2 separate regions of the Homo sapiens genome follow, and region 2 is linked to region 1. A link is a contact called in ENCODE Hi-C or POLR2A ChIA-PET data. All regions are on one chromosome and are shown on one strand. The core of a region is the stretch at or near the end of the contact, and the rest is flanking DNA. Distances in the headings are between cores, read along the strand shown.

Evidence for each region. Hi-C counts contacts between places; a loop is a spot of excess contacts on that map. ChIA-PET counts read pairs that join two places held with the same protein, here RNA polymerase II (POLR2A). Pooled maps may share reads with other maps.
Region 2: a map of B cell shows a loop between it and region 1 (4-fold over the local background). The contact joins two enhancer-like sites. A Hi-C loop is called at or near these places in 4 of 168 maps with a recorded cell type or tissue (B cell, PC-9, endothelial cell of umbilical vein and 1 more), 5 of 37 single-sample maps with no recorded cell type and 7 of 50 pooled maps. POLR2A ChIA-PET finds 5 or more read pairs at or near these places in 5 of 52 experiments (BJ, H1, IMR-90 and 2 more).

The regions. Positions count from the first base shown.
Region 1 is chrX:120,724,535-120,728,312 of GRCh38, reverse strand. No RefSeq gene overlaps it. Among named protein-coding and RNA genes, the nearest start is that of C1GALT1C1, 96 kb to the right of the region's middle. Within about 2 kb of position 1,797, at least 2 of the 41 ENCODE cell types and tissues checked have a DNase peak (open chromatin) inside an H3K27ac peak, as active enhancers do.
Region 2 is chrX:120,768,363-120,772,140 of GRCh38, reverse strand. No RefSeq gene overlaps it. Among named protein-coding and RNA genes, the nearest start is that of CT47B1, 110 kb to the left of the region's middle. Within about 2 kb of position 2,065, at least 3 of the 41 ENCODE cell types and tissues checked have a DNase peak (open chromatin) inside an H3K27ac peak, as active enhancers do.

The sequences.
Region 1 (3,778 bases), core at 548-3,047:
GAAATTGAATTTTCCCCTCAAGGCTTCATTTATAATAAAATGACTTTTTTTTCTTTCTCAAGGCCTTGTTTTCAACATCTGGATTACATGATCTGGTTCCAATATTTTCCTCAAAGCTATCTCTCCTAGCCTCAAAGAACTTTTGAGAGTTTGCCAATCAACAGGAAAAACATTTAGATTACAATACATGCTCTTTCCAGACTAGCCCTAGTTCTCTCAGATATTTCTGTACCCTGAACTGGTGCACTTCCAGGAATATGAGGGATTTTGCACCAGCTGTTGATGAAACAATTCCTTCCACCTGTGTCTTGTCCAGTCCCTAAATTACTAACTCAGAAAGGAAGTTGGAAAGTTAAAGAGGCACACTTTCTCTAAGGAGCCTTAATTAGGTTTGGCATTTGAGTTTGTGGTGTTTTTCTTTCCCTATTAACAAAGGACTATTTGTACATCATAAATAGAAGTAGAGGAAGAAAATGATATCTTAAATCATCCACTTAAAAACCAAGACAAAAATGGTACAGGTGGCTTTTTAAAAGAAGGAGGAAAAATCCCCTCCACATAAGCCCTTTTCTTGAATAGGCCTCTAACTAGCCCTGGTGCAGCTGCAAGGATGCATTTAATGATTCTGTGATTTATTGCTCTACAGAGGATATTCTCAGCCATCATCTGCAGAAGAGGCCCTAGCAATATGTAGAATGGGAGACTAAGAACGTATTGGAATGGGCTAAATTTTCCATGTGGTTTCCATTTTCTTTCTTATTGTACATCAAAAGTATTTTTTTTAAGAAAACGATTTTTAGCCATCACAAATATCATAAAAGCACCCTGCCCCTAGGGCAGCTTGCAGCAGGCCTGAGCCAGAAACTGTGACTAGAAAGAGAAGGAGCTCAAAACATCCTCCATCTTGAAAGGCGAAGCTTCCTAAAGCCAGTTCTTCGCACAAAATCCTCTCTGATCTGAAGACCTATGACTTCTATTGGGTGTCCCCAGACTAAGTCACGATTGTAAGGTAGTAAAGAGCAGCTAATATCGACTGAGCACTATGGGACACCAAATGCTTTGGGTCATTTACATGGATTATTTCATTTACTACTCAATTTATTGTCTCCATTTTACAGATGAGGAAACTGAGAGCTGAGAGAAGTTAAGTCACTTTACCCAAGGGCACAAAGCCTATGAATGGAAAGCTAGGATTTGATCCCTGGTTTGTATGATTTCAATAGTAGTGCTTTTAACTACTACATAGTTGTCACCCCTTTCTTTTCTTCTAGGGTCCCTCCCTGACCACAAATATAATATAATGTCAGGAATTCCTTATACTATCCCCTAGCTACCTAGGAACTAAAACTACAGTAACCATCTATGCCTGTCCTCCAGAGTAATGCCCCATTGTACAAAATTTCCCATATTATCTAATATCTCCCCATGGAACTCTGGGTTTCCCATCAAATCTTTCAATAAAATTATGGCTTTAAATAATAAAAATCATTTCAGGTCCTCCTAATACTAATTGATAAATTTTTCTTGTATATATCCACCTACCCACATAAACACGCATCCTCTTATTCTACTAGTTCACCTATATTGAGTACTTACTATGTGCCAGACATCAAGTTAATCACTTCACATGAATCTTCTCATGTGCTTCTCCACAGTAACCCTATGAGGTAGCTGCTATTATTACATCTGTTTTACACATGAGAAAACTGAAGCTCAGAAAAGCTCCAAAGTTCAGAAAAGCTCCAAGCAAGTGGAGGAGTTAGGGTTTGAATTCAGATGTGTTTCACTTGAGAGCCCAAACCCCTAAACCACTACATTCTACTTCCCCTTTTCTTAACAGTGATAAGTCATGTTGATCGTACATACCAGTCATATAATGTGGTCAAAATAGCCCTTTACTTCTGTGGAGTTCCTCCCAAATCCCACAGCCCCAGCATAATTATGAGAAAAACATAATACGAATATCAGTGGAGGAACTTTCTAAAAAATACCTAACCAGTACTCCCCAAAACTGTCAAGGTCATGAAAAAGAAGGAAAAAATTCCAGGTGACATCTATGAAAATGATGGAGTAGGGAACTCCTGTGAAAGTTCTCAGAATCAAAATGGAGTCACTGTGGAAAAAAAAAATGACAAATAGAGCCAGGGAAGACCATGAAGGGAGGATTCTCATGCATAAATGACAGATAACAAGAACTTTCAGAAAAGACTGCAAAAACCACAACCTTGCACAAAGGCCATCACAACCTCACACACACAAAAATACTTCTGCAAGGATATCTGCCCATCAGCTGCCTGTCCAGCCTTGGAGTGATGCCACCCTTGTTACTGATCCTTGTAGCCAAGGATAAGTATCTCCAAACAATTAAGTAATCCTCATTTTTCTTTTAAAAACTTTGTCTTCATCTACCTCCCCAAAAACGCACATAGTTTACTAGGACACATATTAACATTGCAATGCTCTATTCCTGAATACATATCATTTTCTTTTGGAGGGCCTCTCTCTGTTTGTTATTTAGGTTGACATAAATGGTGTGCAGAAGTGGGACCTGAAAAAGATCTCTATCCGAAGGAATTGGTGATTATTGGAACTGGTGTACAGCACTCACTTGAGCCCTTTGAGCTCTCTGCTTCTGCAGCCTAGTTTTTCTGCCCTGATGAGTCTTCTGTCAGGCCAAGCCTCTCTCTTTTTGTAGATGATTTTGACTTTATTCAGGACTTGGTAATAAGGCCACCTTAAAAAGAGACCTTACATTCCTCCTAGGATGATAAAAGACTTTTTGTCTTTCTGGTATAAAGACAATGTCCTTCTGGTTTGAGTACTCTAGTTTCTATAGAAGTTACACCCTGTCTGTGAGACATGTCTTTTTCTGGTGAATTTACTTTTGGTTCTTTCTACACACCCAATTTAATATTTTATTTGATCTCCATGCTTCATTTAAAATTCTTATGAGCACTCTAATTTTGATTTCATTTTGGTTTGGTTTTGCATCTCTATAAATGATTTCTCTGTTTTCCCTTGCTTGTTTCTAAAAATCTTCTGAGAGCAAAAATAAAAAATTGTAAATGGTGGGCACAAGGAGGCTGGTCAAAGGCCACTAGGGTGGCTGGGCATGGTGGCTCATGCCTGTAATCCCAGCAGTTCGAGAGGCCAAAACAGGAGGATCACTTAAAGCCATGAGTTTGAGACCAGACTGGGCAATAAACCAAGAGGCCCCCATCTCTCCAAAAAAAAAAAAAAAAAAAACTAGTAAAACTAAAAGTATTTAACAGCCACTAGGGCGATCACCACCATCTAAAACATTAGTCCAAACTCCTGACAGTCTCTAATAGGATTTATAAGATTTTCTTTGCTTTCAAGAGATTAATAAGAAATGGAATGAGATTCTTAAACATTAAGGCATGCCAGGTTTTCTGGGATTCCAGCCAAGTATATTAGAGATTCTAGCGCATATGGTTTGTTTGTTTGTTTGTTTGTTTTTGTTTTTGTTTTGAGATGGAGTCTCACTCTGTCGCCCAGGCTGGAGTGCAGTGGCACAATCTCGGCTCACTGCAACCTCCACTTCCCAGGTTCAAGCGATTCTCCTGCCTCAGCCTCCCAAGTAGCTGGGATTACAGGCGCCTGCCACCATGCCCAGCTGATTTTTTGTATTTTTAGTAGACATGGGGGTTTCACCATGTTGGCCAGGTTGGTTTCAAACTCCTGACCTCAAGTGATTCACCTGCCTCGGCCTCCCAAACTGCTAGGATTATAGGCATGAGCCACCGCGCCCGGCCTA
Region 2 (3,778 bases), core at 816-3,315, 44 kb before region 1:
GAATTCACTAAGGAAACCCTGAACTAACTGAAATTTAAAATGACGGAAATTAAGTTTCTGCCAACTGGCCAAATGGAAACTGAAAACAGATATAGGAAACAAATACGTTACATTTTATAATAAGTTACATAATATGGACTGAGATTCCTATCCAACTACATTTACTTCAAGTTGAGGCTCTTCGTGAAGGAAGAAATCTGATTGTGCCAGTTCATATTGCATGCTAGGCCATGGGGTCACTAGCCAGTGAGGAGATTACTGTCCTTGAAGTAGCAGGTGCTCATTCCTGATCCAATAAGGAGAAGCAGGTCTGAAATTATTAGTTGAGGCTGATTATTAGCAGATTGCTCTAAAAGAAATCTCAGTGGCTTAACACGAAATGGCTTAATGGTTTATTTCTCACACATGCTATAGTCTAATATGGAACATGGAGTGGCGTGGATGGCTTTGCACCATGCAGTCATTCACATATCCATGCTCTTTCCATCATGTGGCTTCTGCCATCTTTTAGGGTCTCTGGGTCTTCCACTGGATCCTCTTTTTCTGGCAGGTTCATGTGCCAGGCCTAGAAGTGGCACTCATCATTTTGGCTCACATTCCACTGACAAGAACTGTAATACAGCCCCATCTAGGAGCAAGGGGGCAGAGAAATGCCATCTGGTGGTATACTCAGGAAGAAGAGGAGAAGACAGACATTATTGAGCCCTACTTGTCTCAACCAGGGAAGTGAGGACTGAGGAAGGGTCAAGCTAGATGGCGGCAGTCATTTTCCTTTCCCCTCCCCAAAAGGTTCTGTACAATGCTTTTCACTAATGAGTAAAACTTAGAGAAGTTCCTGGAGTAACATCTGTTTTTAGAGCAGAAGTTTCCAGAATAGATAATTAATGCTATGGAAAAGATAGGAGGAAGTGAAGTTCCTCACATTAAAAGCTGCCTAACTGAAGCCTTCAGACACGAGGAAAAAAGCTTGAGAAAGTCACTCTGAAGACTATTATATAGGTTGATTATAGCCATAATGACCCATAAAGCTTGGAATTCCATACTGTGTCAGAGCCTCCAGGTATGGAGCATTCTTGAATCTAATTTGTATTCTAACCAAAAAGTAAAAGGCCAACCACCAACAAACCAACTAAAAACCCCACCCAGTTCTCTTGACACACTTTGCTCTTAAGGGAATATGGACAGAAACACTTAACTCAAAGTGAACCCCTTAACTCAAATTGAGCCCCTGAATTCCAATAATTTAATATCTGTTGGCTGTGTGTTACATTCCTAATAAATAGCTTACATTTCAAACTCTGTTTCAGCAACTACTTCCACAGAATCCATCCTACAACATCAGACCAGGTCAGTTCAGTGACAATGCCAAGTGTGTTTAGTGCAGAAAAAAGCAAGTGACTTCTGGGGCACTTGGTCAGGGCTCAGGGTCACTGCTTGAATGGTTGCCAAGAGACAGAAGTTTGATTTTCTCTGGCCACAAGTCTCTGGCACTGAGAACTACATAGATTTGTTGAGGGCCCTGAAACTGAAGACAAATCTGATGACAGAAAGACAGAAGAAGGAGACCTTATCCCTGGGAAGAACTATCCATCAATATAGAGACTTAGTTAAATGAATTAGGATGCACTGCTACACCAGAATGATCCACAGCCCTTAAAAAGAAAGAAACAAAAGTACATTTGCTGACATGGGAGAATGCCCAAAATATATGGTTATCTGAATTTTAGAAAGCAAGTTTTAGAAAAACTTTAGTAATATGATACCATTTTAAAATTAACACATTTTAAATAAATTGGAATTTTAAGAATTTGAAATATTGTGATATAAAATATTTTAGCTTCAGTATATGTACAACGTTTGAAATAATGCAAGTCCTCCCAAATTAAAATGTCACTAAGAATCACATAATTTCAAAGTTGGAAGTCTAAGTGAACTGTAAGTCATGTTTACACTATTGCCACATGGTGGCACCAGTTTAGCTGACAAACAGAAATTCTGCCCTTCCTTTGTCAAGGCTGGTTTTGAATTACGCAAATATCTAATTATGTGGTGCCCTCAGGAACACATTCCTTGCATAAAACACAGCTGACCTGAGTACTGGTAGGCAGAACATCTGGAGGAATAGGTACCAAACTTAACCGCGGTCATCTCTGGAGAGTGGAAGTGGGGAGGGTGACTGTTGCTTGTCCATGTTTATATACTTACAATTTTATTATTTTTATATTCAGTAAGAATGGGAAACAATTTCTGATTAAAATAAATGCCTTCTTTGGATTCTTAAGCAAAACCCCAAGTGTATTTCAAATGCCATGCAGATGGCAGACAACACACACTAGGCAAGGGAAGAGGCATGACATCCTTTGGCCAGACATCTGGTGCTCCATATGAAATAGAGTCAAAGCCAAAGGAATGGGAATGCCTCAGCCATTCCGGCCCTAGCGATGTCTCCATCATGTCCAGGGTTTTTTCCCGGGCTCCCTCAGCATAGCAGTCTTTAGCCCAGCAATCATGCACGTAACCACTGGGCAGCATGACCTTACCCCTCCCCCTAATTCTGATCCTGGAGCTTTCATCAGCCTCAAAGGGCCCAGTGCAGTGGCTCATGCCTGTAATTACAGCACTTTGGGAGGTCGAGGCAGGAAGAACACTTGAGGTCAGGAGTTCGAGACCAGCCTGGCCAACATGGTGAAACCCCATCTCTACTAAAAATATATAAATTAGCTGGGCATGATGGTGCACGCCTGTAGTCCCAGCTACTCGGGAGGCTGAGGCATGAGAATCCCTTGAACCCAGGAGGCGGAGGTTGCAGTGAGCCAAGACTGTGCCACTGCACTCCAGCCTGGGTGACAGAGTGAGACTCTGACTCAAAAAAATAGAAGTAATAAAATAAAATAAATTAATTAATTGATAATGCCAAGATTGAAAACTTTGGCAGCTCATAATTTTGCTGAAAGAAGAATGGCCATCGTCTTTGCTCAATAACTGCAAAATATTTTCATATTTAGATTCCCAAAAACCAATTCAGATGACTGATTCAATGATGTTTTGTTTTTCATTTCTACATCATCCTTTTCTTTCTAGTCATCTTTGGATACACATCTGCTTTCAGCATTTGTCCACTTATAAACTATATCAAGTAAATTTTCATGTAGAAACATAAAAGTCATACATCCTTTTAGCAAAACAGGATGGCTCAGGTTCCTGTAACCAAATATTGCCTGATGAAGTCCTTCCTGTTGAATGACTAACTGGATAAGAATGCCATATTTCCTTTTTGTACTTGGACATATACTATTCCCTCATAGGTTCTTAAGTTTGAAAAGTCGTATCTAAGATATTGACATCTGTAGACTCACAGTCTGAGATTTCACTTATATGAGCAATTTTACCATCACCATTAGTCTAGAGTGCTGTCGTGTGTTTTGATTCATCTAATTTATCTAATCTAATAATTGAGAAATGTCTGTTCTCTGGGAACAAGTTGCTTCACTGAGACCTAGCTTCTCTAAACTTGGAACCCTTAAATAATAATAATAATAACAAAAAATGACAAGCTGCTCCTTTTCAACCTTGAGTAGCTTCCCACTTTGGTAAGAATAAAGCCAGATTTCTTACAATGGTGTCTAAAGCCCTCACAGTCTGCCACCTCATATTCCTCTGACCTCTAACTCCTTCTGGTCTCACCCTCATTCACTCTGCTTCAGCCTTACCAGCTTCCATGCTGTGTCTCCAATACTCCAGGCATGTTCCTGATTCAGGACCTTTATACTTACTAGGC